Linked DNA regions of Homo sapiens: region 1 is linked to region 2. The links are chromatin loops, found by intact Hi-C in ENCODE. Cell type or tissue: ascending aorta. All regions are shown on one strand. Links, peaks and the distances in the headings refer to the core of each region. The heading gives the core; the rest is flanking DNA. Region 1 has its middle 150 kb from the start of LINC02554. Region 2 overlaps LOC105372981 (a long non-coding RNA gene).

Region 1 (8,294 bases), core at 1-8,000, 53 kb after region 2:
GACCTCTCTATGAGCTTGTTTCCTCGTTTGGCAGATGGACATGGTGCCTTATATGCAAAAGACAGCAAGCTTTCCATTTACACAGACCAGGACTTCTCAGACAGGCACACACGCCGATTGCTGGGGAATTTGTTAAATGCTAGCTCTGACACAGTAGGTCTGGGGCAGTGCCTGGGGTTCTGCATTTCAAACAAGTGCCTGGGGACACCGAGGCTCCAAGTTTGGGGACCGCATCTTGAGTAGTTGAGGCTTAGCCTAGATCAGTGGTTGGCAAACTTCAGCCCGTGGGCCTGCCATCTTCTTTTGTACATCAAGTTCTATTGGAACATGGCCACACGCTTATTTACATATTGTCTGCGACGTTTTTCGTGTTACAGTGAGAGAGTTGGGCAGTTGTGACAGAGGCCGTGTGGCATGTAAAGCTGAACATATTTACTATCTGGCCCTTTACAGCATGAGTTTGCCAACCCCTGAAGCGATGTTGAAAGAATGAAACAAGAAGACGGATTTGAGGCCACTTGGCCCAGAAAAAGGGCTGGGTTCACAGCCCTGGTCGCGGAGCTGACTCAGTAGGCATCTATGTCTTCCTCAACCAGGAAGGTCCCTTTTCTAACACTGAGCACGGGAGATGGAGGACAGGCTGGGGAAGAAGTGACAGAAATAAAAAGGTGCAAGAGAAAGTCACTCTGGAAATCCCTCCCCTTCCTGGGTCTTGCTTCACCCTCCCTGCCTCAGCCTCTGCTGGATGTGCCTGGTGAAATTGGGGGCTCTGGGTTCCCCAAGGAGTTGGCACAGCCCCTAAGGCTTCTTGCAGCCTCCCCCAGCCTCCCTGGAAACCCCTCAACCTCTGACGACGAGGCCCAGCAGTCGCCCTTGCCGTCCCTGCACATGGAAGCTCATCAGAGGAGCACCACCGGGGTGCATCCAATTCCGCCGGATCCTCATCAAAATGAGAAATCTGCGGTCTGGGCAGCCATGGAGCGCTGATAACACTCTTGCAGGTGAACCTCCTCACTTATCACTGCCGGAGTCACCTCTGTCTCAAAAGATTTGTTTTCCCTAAAAAAAAAAAATCTCTTGGATGTGTGATGGGCTTGGCTGTGATTAAAAAAAAAAGAAAAGAAAGAAAGAAAAGAAGAAGAGCTAGAGGAACATTTTATTTTTCCAGAAGCAGGAGTTCTGCACCCTTACCTTCCTGCCCCCTCCTGCGCAGGGGCTGCACATCTCACCTCCTCCCCAGCTCCTGCCTGCCAAGACCAGGAACCAGGAGGAACAGGGAAAAACGTGGAATCATTTAGATCTGGTTTTCTTTCCACATGGCAACAGTTGCCACACAAAAGAGATCCCAGCCCAGACTCAGCCTGGTTTTGTTTGGCCAACAAAGCCAGTGTTTGTTCAGGAATCAATAGCGAGGGTGATGAGATGGAACAGTGACGAGGGGTGTCCGCAAGCCCGGTCCCCTGTGCCCTGGCCCTCCTGGCCAGGCTGTCCTCTGGATCCTCTCTGCCTCTGAGCCCAGCTCGTCTCTCTTGCAGTCTTGGCTTCTGGGTCGTCTCTGTCCCCCTGGGTTTCTTTCCCTCTGTCTCCCTGTCTGTCTCTCTCCCTCTTTCTGTTTCTGTCCTTTGTCCCTGTGCATGGCCCTCTCCATCTGTCCCCTCTATACCCTTCCCCTTTCCAACTCATTCTCTCCCTCTTCCACCTGTGGGTTTCTACCTGCATATCTCTCTCTCTCTCCCTCTTTCTCCTTGTCTCTGTCCCTGTCTCTCCTGTGACATTTGTCTCTTCCTTCTGCGTCTCTGTCTTTCTCAACATTTCTGTCTTGTGTTGGTCCCTGTGTGTGTCTCCTTCAATGTGTCTCCTTCTCCCTGCTTTCTGCCCCTGCATCTCTGCCTCAACATCCCCACTCAATTAGAAGAAGCCATCTTGGCCATCAGCTTCTGGGCCCTGTACACACCAGTGTGAACTTTCTCTTCAATGTTCTGGGTCCTGGCTTGTGCACTGATGGGTCAGAGGAATGGCTTAAGGTTTCAGAGCTGCTCACATCACGACACACCTCCCCCAGCTCCTCCAAGGACTCTGCTTGAGGAAGAGGCAAGTGTGACAAATGAGACCAGAAGCCCTGGGAGTCAGCGTGGTTCCCAGGGCTGGGAGGAGAGACTCAGAGTTAAACAATGCCTGCTGCATAGCAGGCATTCCAACCTCATTCTCCAGGAGCTCACAGTCCTACAGAGTACACCCATCCCCAAATATCAACCACCCAGGCAAGGTGGCCAGGACCCTGATTGCTGAGGGCAGACCGGTTTTAAGCCAGACTTGAGCCAGAGCAGGGTTCAAATACTGTTGGTGCCACTTACTAACTGGGTAACCCTGGGCAAGTCACTTAACCTCTGAGTCTCAATGTCCTCATCGGCAAATAGAGGTAATGGCGACACCTGCCTCGTGGGTCAATGTGAGGATCAAATTATTTAAATTATGTAAGGCACTTAGAACAATGACTGGCACATAGTAGGCATTCCAGTAATATTAGCTTTTATTATTACTATGAGAATCATAAGACAAATGAACTACTATTATACTTCCTACCTGGGTTCGGGGGAAAGGATATTTTGGTTGGGGTTTTGAGGAATGAGTAGGAGTTTGTCAAGCTTACAGAGGAACTTCCTTCCAAGGTTGGTGGTACAACATGAGTCAATGTCATTTTATAGATGAGAAAATAGAAGTCCAGAGAGGGGAAGTGGACCTTAGTCATAATTACAAATCCCAAAGAAGAGTGTGGCAAACCTATAGGTTTATGTCAATGGTCACTCTGATCCTGGCCCTGCGACCTCAGGAACAAAAGGGTTAATGGATTGTTTCATTCTTGTGGGAACACAATGGTCTCTGCTTCTCTTGCTTCTATTCAATGTGTCCCTGTTCCCTAAGCTGTGAGCACAGAGTCAGCCATCCCAAAGACTGGGATAAGGATGGACCTGGAGTTGCAGGGACAGCCAGCCACTGGCAAATCTACACAGCCCTTTCTCCAACTGAAGCATTCTTGGCCCGAAAGCAGCTTGCAGATGCTGGAAGAAATGAGGAAAATGTTCCTCGGATCAGCTGATTGGTATTTAGATCTCTCCAGATCCAAAAGTCGCAGCCTCTTGGCAGCCCAAGTGACTCCGAGATGCTGCCAGTTTGCTTGGTCTTTGAGGCTTCTTGGAAGAGTTGGTAGTTTTCTATTTTCTTTCTTTCTTTTTTTGCTTTCTTTTTTCAGTCTTTGAGGCTGCTTGGAGAAAGCTGGTAGCTTCCTATATTCTTTTTACGTTTTTTAAAAAATCTTCTGTTCTTTCCTTTCCATTATTTCCATGCAATGAGGAAAGCTCAGGTAGTAGGAAATGGCTTTTTCGTTCTCTTTCAGCGTAGGGTACCCTCTTCAACCCTTGAGGTCTGTCCACACTCCCTTATGTCAGAGAGACTCTGTGGCGTTGAGAAAGACCACACTGCCTGGGTTCAGATCCTTAGTAATGATTGTGGCAGGCAGGTTCTGATGTGGCTGTCAATGGTCCCACGTGCTGGTATTCACATCATGGTATTCCCTCCCTTTAACTGTGAGCTGGACCTGGTGACTTCCTCCTAAAGAATAGAATACTGCATAAGTGCTGACATGTTAATTCCGAGATTAAGCTAAAAAAGACCATGAATTCCTTCTTGTTCTCTCTGTCTCTGCCTCTGTCTCTCTCTCTCTGTCACCTGCACACTTGGAAGAAGGAAGCTGCTACATTGGAGATGCCTGTGTGACCAGGAACTGTCCCAGTTCCTGCAGGACCCTCAGTCCTACAATCTGCAAGAAATCGAATTCTGCCAGCAAGCAAGTGAGTGAGTTTAAGTCATGTCCTGTTCCAGCCAAGCCTATTAGGATGATACTGCAGCCCCAGACCTTAATGGTAGACTCTGAGAGACCCTAAAACAGAGGAGCCAGGTAAACCTCGATGGCTGACCTACAGAAATCATGAGATACCCGTGCTGTTGTTTCAAGCATCTCTGCTTTGAGGTAATTTGTTACTTGGCATAGATAGTGAATACAGTGACCTTGGGGGAAGTGAGTTCTACCTCCCCATCTGTAAAGTGGGTGCAATGATGTCTGAAAAGTCAGCAGGAAATAGGTGCGGGGTCTGGTGCCCAGGAAGAGTTCAACACAAGAATATTTTATGTCTTAGTTAACAAATATTTCCTAGACCAACCCTGGGTCCTGTGTCAGGTGCTGGGGGCTTGGGGGATGACACAACAATGGTAGCCCTGCCCACATGGACTCAAAGTCCAGTGCAAGGGAGTCATGCAAAATTAAGTAGGAAGTTTCATGAGTTCCTGAGAGCAAATGCCAGGGAGACCTGGCCAAGGCAGGAAGGGCTTCCAGAACAAATGGTTTACATGGAAACTGAAAACGATAAGCTGCTTTTAAATGGCTGGAGAGCCAGCCATAAGCCAGTCCTGCACCCAGGATGTGTGCTGTCTAAATATGGGCTTCCCTAAAACAGACCCCAAGACAGGGATGTGAAGGCAAGTGGCATTTTAGGGGGATAATCCAGGAAGCACTGGTGGGGAAGGAAGGGAGTGAGACAGAGAAGGGAAAGAGCCTATCCAGGGTGCACTAATGAGCAGGTTATCACGTTGAGCAGCTGGAACTCAATCCCACTGGGGAAGTCTGAGAACCAGTGTAAAACACACACCTCAGTTATCTACCCAGGGAGCGAGGGAGCTGAGATATTTATCCTCCAACTCCTGTCCATCACTGGAAGGGTGCTTTTGGAGCATTAACTCCTGGTGCTTCTGACCTTGCCCTCATGCACATCATCTGAGCAAAAGTGCTGGTAGGGAGTTGCAGGTGCTTGCTGTCATGTGCATTCAGCATGCACTGGGATGGTAAGTTTGGGGTATATGCCCACAGAGGCACTGTTTGCATCTGTACCACGTGCAAATCCACAGCAGGGTGAGATGAACAGAACCTCTACTCTGACAATGATAAGCTTTAGCATGATTCCTCCCTGCAGGCTCAGCCCTTCCCAGAGTCCCCACGCCACCTTGGACAGGCATTAAAGGTCATTCCTCAGCTCCTTCCCACAGCCTGACCTTGGCCTCCAATCCTCTCAGAGCCTTGGTCTGACCACAGGACTCTTGTTTACTACCAGAGCTTGTCCCTATTTTGCCCCCCATCCCCATCACTGATGGTTATCTTGGTTACCTGCCTGATGCCTCTTACACTGGGCCCCACATGACACCCCTGGAAATCCCCTCCAGAGTGTTTTCAACCAGATCCAGGATCCTGAACTTCAAAGTATCATCCAGATTCATATCCTGTCATCACCAGGATACATTATCCAAGTACCCTTAGGAGCCTCTCACCTCTCTGAGCCTCCCTGTTTACCCAGAACTGAGGATGGTGAGAGGACCAACGAGCTCATTCCCTTCTAGAATCAATCTTTAACACCAAACTGTGCAGCACTTCATGGATGCCATAGGTACAGCATGGACCAGAGTAGAAATGGGCACTGCCTCATGGAGCTCAGGTCCAGTGGGATGATGGTGAATGGGTCCAGAAAGCTGTGAGCACCAGAGACAGAGTCCACTCCAGCTTGCTGAAGCACACAGGGAACTTGCTGAGGCTGGTCACTGGGAAAGACCCCTGGGAGTGGCCCCACGGAACTACAGGAAAAGCTGCAGACCCAGGCTCCCCACAGTCTCTGCTTATCTGTTCCCCATCACTGCTCATCTCCACTTGGCATCCCTCTGCAGACCAGCTCACTCCAGGTGGTGGGAGCTCCAGGTTGTGGGATCTCCAGGTGGTGGGATGGTGGCTGCTCAGGCTTCCAACATCACATTCTTTCAGCTCAGCACCCTGTCTGAGTCTTCCATGGCTGTATAACTAACCACCCCAAAGTGGAGTGTCTTAAACTACACCGTTTATTTTGTTCATAAATCTGCAATTGGGCAGAACCCAGTGGGACAGCTTGTGTCAGCTCCATGTGACATCAGCTTCAGGGACTCAAAGGCTGGGGGGTTGGAATCACCAAAAGCTCATTTATTCACATGTCTGACAGTTCATGCTGCCTATTGGATGGAATCTCAGAGGGCGCTATCAGCTGGAACACTGAACATTGGCCTTCCCACGTGGCTGGAGCTTCCTTACAACATGGCGACGAGTTCCAACAGTGAGCGTGCTGAGGCAGAGCCCGGTGAAAGCTTCACTGCCTTTTGTAACCTAGCCTTAGAGCTCATGCAGAGTCCCTTCCACCACCCTGCCTCTATTCACTGAGGCAGTCACAAAGACTGTCCATATTCAAGGGGTAGGGGACTGGATTCCACCGTTTGTAGGGAGCAGTGCCAAAGAATTTGCGGACATGTTTCAAAACATACAGCCCCTGCTCTGTGGACACTGATTATCCTTGTTCTGGTCCCATGTATACTCTGTGGGCTACTCCTTTTTACTGGGGGATGGGAGGTTGGGATTTTTCAGTCCTGAGTCAAACCTCCCTTCCTGGGGCCAGTGTGAATATATGGGGAGAAGGCTGAGACTGTGAACTCACAGCCAGACCAGAACTGTGTACAATGAGAGACTGAGGTTTCTCCAAACAAGGGACGGCAGGCAGACAAAAACATATGTCCTTTCTGAATAATAAATAAATAAACACACAAGTACATAATGATCCACGGTGAAAAGTGCTCTGTTGGCAAAAGACAGGATGCTTGTAAGAGTGACTCAGGTGGGGTGGGCAGTGGAGATGGAGCCTTGGACTGAGTAATCAGGGACTATCTTCAGAGGAGGTGATTTATACCGAGGCTTGAAGAGTGAGAAGGGATCAGCCGGGGGAAAGACTGGGCTTCAGGCAGAGTTTAACCCACGCAGAGGCCCTGAGATGTGAAAGCGTGGCATATTCAAAGACTTAAGTGGCCACGTGGCTGGAGCAGCCTGAAGAAATTGGGGCATGGCAGAGATGAGGCTTGACCACACAGTGTCTTGAAGGCCATGATAAGAGTTGGGATTTAAGCCTGTGAGCAAAAAGCAAGACCCAATTTAAGTTTACACGTATTGTACCCCAAATGCCTGGCATGGAGTTATTTTACATGTGCACATTTTTAAAATCTGTTAGTTCTTTTCCCCACTATTTTTTTTTTTTGAGATGGAGTCTCGCTCTGTCGCCAGACTGTTGTGCAGTGGCGCAGTCTCCACTCACTGCAACCTCCGCCTCTGGGGTTCAAGCAATTCTTCTGCCTCAGCCTCCCCAGTAGCTGGGACCACCGGCGCGCACCACCATGCCCAGCTAATTTTTTTTTGTATTTTTAGTAGAGACAGGGTTTCACCATGTTGGCCTGGATGCTCTCGATCTCCTGACTTCATGATCTGCCCACCTCAGCCTCCCAAAGTATTGGGATTACAGGTGTGAGCCACCGCACTCAGCCCCTTTCCCCATTTTTTTGGGTCCTTCATCCTTCCAAAATCACTACCAGCTTGGTGATCTTTGCCCCCATCTGGTACACCCCCTTAATCTTTCCCTCAACTGCCTTTTACCCCAGCTTCCTGCAGCTGCTCTGCCCACTCTGTTGGGGCAAATATCGCCAGCTTCAACTCCCTGCTCCATCCACCATAAGCCACCAGGGCATGCCCCGTTGAGCCTGAGACATGCGTGATGTCAACAAATGGCAGCGTGAAGGTGACATTTTCTTCACCCAGCCACCACCTGTGCTGCCAGCCCATCCATCGCTCCTCAGTGCACCCAATCCATCCAATTTAAATAAACAAATCCCCCAAACAGGGCCCAGTAATGGAAACGCTGACAGACCCTTATCTACGGCATCTCTGGGTGTACACAGGTCTATAATGATTTGGGCCTCACTGAGGCGGAGGAGTTATTGCAATTGTGCCACACCTATGACAGTTTAATCAGATCTTGAAAATCAGGGGCATTACATCGTGCACCTGCTCATGAGGACAAAAAGGGAAAAAAATGGCTGGTAGAGTTTTCTATCATGGGCTCTTTTTTTTTCCTTTTTTAATACCCAAGTAGGACTTTCAGAGTACATAATTCATTGCATGTGTGTGGGGGAGGGTAGGCAGCGGGGGATGTGGGAAGTAGAATTACACTGAGTGGTGACTAGAGAAGAATGAGGGAAGATGTCCACAAAGGGGCTTATTTTGTCTACACAGGCTATATCTTGAAGGATGTGACCATGTCTGGGCAGTGGAGAAAAACAGACCTGGGTTCAAGACCTGCATCCTTCTCTCCTTTTCTTTCCTTCCCTCCCTTCTTCCTATGAATATTAGT
Region 2 (8,298 bases), core at 299-8,298:
GCCTCATGACACTGGCCTCCTTCCTTCCCCTACAGGTTCCTGGTCACTGTGTGACTCTGGACAGGTTGCTTTTTCTCTCTGTGCCTCAGTTTCCTTGTATCTAAAATGAGGACACTGGACTCTAATTTCAAAGTTCCTTCCAGCTGTTTATTTAGTTGCCACTTCCTCCTAGTGGGTAGAACTTGTGTTTATTTAATCCTCATGACAGCTATGTTGGGCTGACATTGGAATTCTTGGACTACCATACTTGGCTGTCTGTTGTCTTCTTGGTGTCCACTTATACTGATGGTAGAGCATTTTGAATTTTACCTTTGAGTATTTCCACTTCACACACTTAGAAACACAAAAGGTCATATGCCCCAAATGTTTCTGTAAGGTTGATGACTGGAGCAACCTTGGATTTATTGGAGGGGCCAATAATCTGTAGGGGAATGACCTGTCAGGAGGCTCTTGCAGAAATCCAGGAGAGAGAAATTGGTGGCTTAGAATACAGTGGTGGTGGGAAACGAGAGGAGAGCGGAGAAGGAGAGGAGGTAAACAAAAAGGTTCAGACATACTTGGAAGGTGGAATTAACAGGATGAGGTGAGGGGTGTGTCAGTCACCTGTTGACACAATGATGCCATGTTAACAAACCACCCCAAAATGTCATGGTGTCAATTCACGGCATTTATTTCACTTATGAGTCTGCAGGTTGATGATTTAGACTGGGTTTGCTTAGATGGTTCTTCTGCTCTTGGCTGGGCTGGCTTACATTTCCAGGGGTTGGCCTGGCTGTTGGTTGATCTAGGATGGCCTCAGCTGGGGACAACTCATCTGAACCCCCTTGTCAATCATCTTCCAAAAGGCTGCCCAGGTCACGTTCTCATGGCAATCATGGAAGAGCAGAAAGTGTAAGTGAAATACACAAGCATCATGTTTGTTAACATCTCATTCGCCAAAGCAAGTCATATGGTTGAACCTTGTGAGAGGACACTCTAAGGTCAGAGTGGAAGGGCACTGTAGGTCCCATGGCCAAGGGCATGGATGCTGGGGTGAATGCTGGAGAATTGGGGCCATTCCTGCTGTCTGCCACAAGAGTGGAGGATGAGGGAGAGGAAGGCACATCCACAAACACGATCACACCACAGTGTCCTGCAATATTACTTTTCTACTTAATAACACATCAGAGATTTAATAATCCTTATCAGTTCGTGCAGATCAATTTTACTTTTTTCTAGCCATGTAGTAATGTCACAGCCAACTGTTATTATCTCCATAGTACACATGAAAAGACCGAGGTTCAGAGAGGTAAGGTATCTTGCCCAAGGCCACACAATTATAATTGAGAGGCAGACACTAGATCTATTCTTTTCCAAACCTTGGCCTCTTTGGGTCTATCACACCGACATTTCTTCCCCAGGAATCATCCTGGGGCCAGTTTGAGCGATTCCAAAAGTCAGTCACCAGTAGTAGTTACCTAAGTTTAAGAAACTATAAGAAGAGAGTTCAGACTCAAGTTCTTCTCACCTCCTGATCTCAAAATATGGAGCAAAGTTTTCCTTGCCTCTGAAAACAACTTGATGTCTTCTGTTTGGAAAGAGCAGAAAAGGCCTCAATCCAAAAGAATCATGTGGTCTGGTGGAAAGAATAATTTGTTGGGAATCACATGCCCTGGGCTCCAACTCTGCACCTCTTGCCTATGGCTGGGTGGCTTTGGTCAAATCCATCAAACACTCTGGACTTGGGTTTCCCCATCCGTCAGCTGTGGCCTCTCCTTCAAAGGAAACATAAAAAACATGCCGTAGAGCTTGTTGAAACTAGGAATAAAGTCTAACTTGCTTGCTTAGGAAAGTGTCCAGGAATGTTGGATCTGGACAGCCAGTGCAAGTCTCCCTGGGTCTCTTTGGCCTCAATTTCCTCCTCAGCAAATTGGGGGAAAAGTATCTACCCCCACAAGGGCTGGTGAGCTCATAGAGGGAGGGGCCCTGACACAGACCTGGCACCCTGCAGGTATCCAGGGAATTGTAGCAATCAGCTCAATGCTATTCTCCAGCTGGCTGTCCAGCTGTTAGGGCTGGAAGGTCCTTAGAGTGTCTCGGTCTCACTTTGCCCTTGGGGAAACTGAGGCTCAGAGTGGAGAGAACTTTGTTAGGGCCCAGAGAATTCATGACATTGCTGGGCCCCATCGGGGGATGTTGAAGAAGATGCTAACTGGAGTTTACACAATACTGTTTGCACTGCATTCTGTGCTTGGCTCTGCCATGTGAGATTTCATTTAATTCTGACAACATCCTGCGAGGTGTTTGCTATCATTTTCGCCATTTTATAGGGAAGGAAAATGAGACTTGGAGACCTCAAGTGGTTGGACATGCAATTCCTGCAGAAGGCCACCCGCAAATCTCTGGCTTTCTCTTCACTGGACAAAACCCATCAGAAGGTGACTGAGTGAGGATGATGTCATTAGAATCCACACTAAATGAAATGAAAAAGAAACTAAGTCATTCTAAAATGTCAGCACTTGAACTGTTATTGGCAACCGATAGCTTGGAACAGAGTTCACAGCCAGACGTATCAGGGTGGGCCTTGGTCATCATCTGTTTACATCAGAAATGATGCTGACATCCCCAGGGCCTCAGAGACACAAGGGGCTTAGGTCAGGTAAATTTGAGTGGAAGTTTTGTGGCAAGAGCAGGGGTCTGTGGATGGCAATGCAGGCTCTGAGATGGGCTTGCTGTGTGGCCTCAGGGGAGTCACTTGACTTCCCTGGGTCTCAATCTCATTTGTAAAATAAAAGGGTTTGGACCAGAAAATATGTAAGGTCCCTTCTGCTGCCTCATCTAAGACAGGGTATCGTATATGCTGGTTAAGAGTGGGCATTGGAATCTGGAAGACCTGGGATTAAGTCCTGATAAAAACTCTAGGCCCTAAGAGGCTTAGGAACAAACAAAGCAAACAAAAATCAACACAAAAAAAAATGGGGATGGGTGAGTAAGGGAGTAATAATATATTGGCCGAAGTGGTTGGTATTAGCTTCAGGAATGGATTGATCCAGATGCTTACACAGAACTCCCATGAGAGTATCCATTGGTTTCATTGGCTCTGACTGAACTATAGTACCTCCCAGAACCAGTCACTATGACTGAGAGAATTGTGGAAGCAACTAACCTAAGGCAATTATGACCCACATATTCTGTGTGGGTGAGATTAGAACAGGTCTTTCTGAAGGGATATAATGATACCCTCGGCTGAAGAAGAGGTGGATGGATGCTAGGGAGGTAAAAACATTCACTGCAGTGAGTGGTGGTCTGTCTGAGACTTCATTTTTCCATATGTAAAGTGGGGATAATTCTTACATTTGCCTTTTTATGGCTCACTTAAAATCAACTTACTCCTCCCAATTTTCCTGTCTCCTTGTAATTAGGCAGAGGGCATGTGACTTCCCAGCAAAGGGTGGTGCATGCATGATCAGGTGTGAGTTCTTTCTGCATTCTCTTCCCTCTATAGTGAACAGGATGCCGAGATAGTATTGAGATAGTAGAGCCATGAGATGGACTCAGATTGGATCACTGAGTCACAGCATGGAGCACAGCTACCCTGGAGAGTGACCAGGCTTCCATTAGACTTTGTTTGAGCAAGAAATGAACCTTTTTGTAGTAAGCCACTGAGGTGTTCAGACATACTTGTTATTAAGCATAGCCTAAGCTACCCCAGCTAAACCTTTATGTGACTTTCTTTGTTCATGGATGTCTTTCCATGCCTGACATGTAGACCTAGCTCATTCTTTTACATATCTGCATAATATTCCATAGTATGGTGACACCTTGACTTATTTAACCAGTCCCCTTTACATCATTCTTGCATTATTGGCAGATTTCATTATGACAAACAATGGTGTATAAACAATACCATTGTATTCTTATACTTCCTCATACATCTTTGTGCACGTTGAGTTTGTGCCAGTAGTATTGCTTGGTCAGGAGCGTGCACATTTAATACTGGTTTTTACTCCCACTAATAATTTTTGAGACAGCCTGTTTGCTCTACCTTTGTTAATGAAGAATATTATTGATGTTTCCATTTTTATCAGTGTGATAGACAGAACAGGGTGTCTTATGTTAATTTGGGTTTCATAGCAAGTTTTTGGTCAGGTTGGATTTTTCAGACATCCTGCCAGCTTCACCCTACTTGTTCCAGAGAAAAAGACTGGGCTGACACTGCAAAGAGAAAGAGAGAGATACATACAGGTGACAAGATGATGAGGCAGAGACTGGGAAGAGAGAGAGAGAGAGAGAGAGAGAGAGAGAGAGAGAGAGAGAGAGAGAAAGAAAGGAAGGCACCCAGTCCCCTGTTTCTCTCCAGATTCACACACCAGCCCCCTGTCAGTCTTACTCAAGCAGGGCTCAGATCCTGAAGTGGGACCCCCATCACCTCTGTGGCCAATAGCGGGGGGGCCAGCCAACATCTGGGTTTGCACTGGGACAGGGGAGGGTTGTTGGCTCAGTTCCTCTTGGCCTGAAGCCACGAGCCTAGCTTGTTTGTATAGTCCTTCAGGCTTCTTCTCCATATCTTGGTGTTTTTGGCTCTAAGCTAGCTCCCTCCCAGCCAGGGGAGGAGATAATTCCACTCGATCTGGGCCTCTGAGGCACTGGGAAGGACGTCAGGAAATAGCAGGAGCATTACGCACCTCTCTACCCTCCACCGTCCAATCTCATTTTCATAATGTGTGGAAAAGGAACGGGGTTGCAGAGGGAGGCTTGAACACTTGGAGTTGCTTCCTGTTTTCTCTCGAATCAGTCCTTTTCCCCAAGACGCCGCTGCTGGGCCTGTTGAACCCTGCCTTCTGGTAGGTGTGTGCGTCGCATGTCTATGCATGCCCATGCAGATGTGTGTGTGTACATGTGGGTTACGTACTCAACGAGCCAATCAACAAACAGACCTAGGAGAACCCTGGAGAGGGACTCCTTCTTTCCTTGAACATGCTCTTTACTCTTGCAACCTCCCAAGAAAGAAAAAAAGGAGTTAGCTTACGTGCCTCTTCTTCCAAAGGTCAGTCACCAATAGTAGTTTCCTAAGGTGTCTGGGTAAAGCCTTCCCAGATGCCACAGGGACCTTCTTTGTCATATTCACATCTACACCTACCATGTTGAGTCCAAGACTCAGTACATAGTAAGAATGAATCCATTAATCAGGGCTAACACTTTAATTATAGAACAGAGAACAATATGGTCCAGAGAGGACAAGGACTTGCCCCAAATCATGGAGTATGTCAACGGCAAGGCAAAAAAGTGGAACCCAATGTTCCTGACACTTAGTACAGTTTTATTTTATGTCATTATGCAAGATGCTCAAAGAAACTGACTATTACTGATCTCTGACTTTATAGTTTTAACTTCTTTGGAACAACCTATGAAGGAGGAATATTCGCCATGTTACTGATGGAGAAACAGGTTCAGGGAGGTTTGAGCTGGCTCCAGGTGGAGGACCCAGAATTTGTCTTGAAGTGGCTTCTTCCAAAGCTTGATGCCTGTGTTCGGTAGCACACAGAGGGCTGGTGGGGGCAGAGCCTTACCCAGCCTTGATCAGAACCTCTGAATAGGACTCTCTCACTGTTTAGGGTCTTTTAGAGAAAGAGATCAATGGCGTTCAACTGAAGCAGACTTAAAATCTACTCCTTTGGGAAGTTTTCTCTTAAGTGCAGTCTACTTTTTTCCAGAGCTCACAGAAAGTCCTCGTGCTGATCCTGGGAGAGCAACCAGCCCATGGGGGTCTGGACAGTGAAAAGCCCTTTCTGTCTAGGTATCAACAACAATTTCCAGTAGAGCCCTGGTGGGGCTGATGTGGCCCCATTGTTGGAAAACAGGGGAAATGTGAAGAGGATCACAGAGTTACTGGTGGCTTGAAGTGTGGGGCACCCATTGCAGCCACCTTGAGGACCAAACCTGCTCTGAATCTCCCATTCTCGCATCCTTCCTGTGTGACACCCACATCCATGCACACATACACAATGGGCACACACACAGCCACTCACACGCGCATGCCCTCTCCCATATCTGTGCACACACGTGAATATACACACACCCCTAAGTTCCTACAGTAGACTGGAAGACTTTGGAATCTGAAACCTTGTCTTCACCTCTCTGTGGGGTTGCTTGGTGACCTCACCAATACCCAGCTGCTTTCATCTATAAAAGGGGGTAAAATTCCCAGGGATGAGTTGAGGATACAGTGTAATATGCCCGTCTGCTCCTTAGTATTTGCTGAAGTCATTATGTGACCGTGTTGCTCTGGGCTGCTGCCCCACCTCTCGCTTTCCTCAGTAGAGCCTACTGCATCCCTTTCTCTTAGGACAGTTGCCTAGTGCACATTCCTCCAGGTGACATCTGATTGGTTCAGTTACTTCTTTCCACCTGTAAGTCCCTGGCTAATGAGTGGTTTGCACTAGGGCACACAACCATTGCTTTGTCCAATCAGTGTGTTCAGGGCCAGGACACATGATCCACCCAGACAAAGGCTACTTAGGGAAGTAGGGGTGGTGGGTAGTCTGGCACCCTGAAACAAGCCTGGGGCAGCCAGTGAGAGGTGGGATTTCAAACCCTGCTCTGTCTCCTGCTAGCTGGGTGCCTTTGGACAAGTCCCTGGCATGAAGCTGTTTTGTCATTGGCAACGTATGATGATAATAAGGACAGCACTGTTTTCCAGCACCACTGTGCACATCCAGCTGCATAATTTAATCCAGACTGCCGGCACAGGGCCTGGCACCAGATACATTTTCAGTCCATGTGGATTCCTTTCATCTCCTGAGTTCAGGCTTTGAGTAGTTTGAGCATCCTCCTCTCTATCCTTTACCCAAGACAACCACCCGCCATGGACAACAGTTTGAACCAAGAGGGTTCATCTAATTTTAAGCCCTAGTGTGTCACCAATTTATTTTGGTCCATGAACTATTGCTCGCACCTGTTGGCATCTTGGAATGCAAACTCCTTCTAATTTTAAGCACCAGCAGGGGCAGGTCTAATTTTGGGTGGCCCTTGTGCCGGGGGCTCCCAAGGGAATTCAAGCTCTGTTGTTTGGAGCACCTGGGGTGAAGTGGGTGCCTTCCAGAATAGATTAGGGTTGTGATATGTTCAAGAGGGACCCACACAGTTTGTATCCACACAACATTAACTACAATTTTCTTCAGGACTTTTATTGTGGCAGGTCTTGTTCCAAGTCAAGTGCTTTTCATGTATTATTGGATTACTTTTACTTTGAAGTGTAAATCAGCCAACACGGAGTGCTTACTATGTGCTAGGAGCTGGAGATGCAAAAATGAATCTGACATAGTCCCACCTGCAGAGAACTCATGATCTAGTGCTCACAGGCACGTAAAAAAAAAAAAAAACAGTTATAGTGCAGTGAGATCAGAGAGCCGTACAGTGCCTGGCACCCAGCTGCCTTTGAGGGAATGTCCAGCAAATGAATGGAAGCAATGTTTGTGATAGAGACAAGATAAAGTTGCTGCAAGAAAGCAAATTCCCATTCTCCTTGGGAGATTAGCAGAAGGTTTCACAGAGGAAATTATACTCTGAGCTAAGTCTTGAAGAAGATAAAGTGTTTCTCCAGGTGGAGAAGGGAGGAGGATGTGGCATGTATTTTAGTGCTTCACCCACATTGCTCTCAGCACAAAATGTTTCTATGTGCACCTGGCCCATTCCAATGGCCAACACCAAATGCTCTTTGTCTGAGGGTTTTTCTGGTCACCAGAGTTTGTTTGGTCCTTGTGAGTGGTAGGCAGAGAGAGGCTGGGAATTAACACTCCCAGGAAGCCCTCAACTGCTAACAGATGGAGTTGTTGTATCAATACCCCAGCTCCCTCCCCACTCAGGTGGAATAACATTGAGATGTATATTCTGCAGAATCTCCCAATGTTCCCCAGTGGAATTGAGCCCTAGTTGCCCATGGTGGTAATTGCCATAGATAATGCATCCTGTATGGCTGGCTTCTTCCTTATCTCCTTTTCCCACTCTTCAGCAAGGGCTTTCTGCACATTCCGAGTAAACTGCTGTTCATCTGGGGGCCAGCTTTTGGGAAAATCCAAATCAAGACAGTGAAAGAAGCATGGATCACCAACGTGACACATTCCTGAAATGTGATGAGTGATATATTGTCAATGATTAGGCTAGGTATCCATCATCACTGGCCATTCCCATTCTGATCTGGTTTGCAACCAGCCCACTGGGGAACATCATCAAATCTTATTTTGCAGGTAAAGACTCCAAAGCTCAGAAGAGTAAGTTGACTTGCTCAGAAACACAGAGCCAGTGGTTGTGTGGTGCAGA

The links. Peaks named below come from ENCODE experiments on the same cell type or tissue, not always from the same donor. Only the 100,000 strongest peaks of a DNase experiment are listed, where the experiment ranks them.
Region 1: a loop joins it to region 2, with 4 times the contacts of the local background. A loop is called at or near these places in 7 of 110 quality-filtered maps.

What each region holds. Positions count from the first base shown.
Region 1 is chr22:27,455,508-27,463,801 of GRCh38, reverse strand. No RefSeq gene overlaps it. Among named protein-coding and RNA genes, the nearest start is that of LINC02554, 150 kb to the right of the region's middle. RefSeq lists an enhancer at 1,667-2,441. In ascending aorta, for the core only: no CTCF peak of the experiment used is centred there; DNase peaks (open chromatin) are centred at 2,121 and 3,061; H3K27ac peaks cover 2,647 bases.
Region 2 is chr22:27,508,873-27,517,170 of GRCh38, reverse strand. LOC105372981 (a long non-coding RNA gene) reads left to right here. Exons shown (of 6, transcript XR_938124.2): 2 at 8,226-8,298. Among named protein-coding and RNA genes, the nearest start is that of CPMER, 200 kb to the left of the region's middle. In ascending aorta, for the core only: no CTCF peak of the experiment used is centred there; DNase peaks (open chromatin) are centred at 1,730, 1,960 and 4,470; H3K27ac peaks cover 3,161 bases.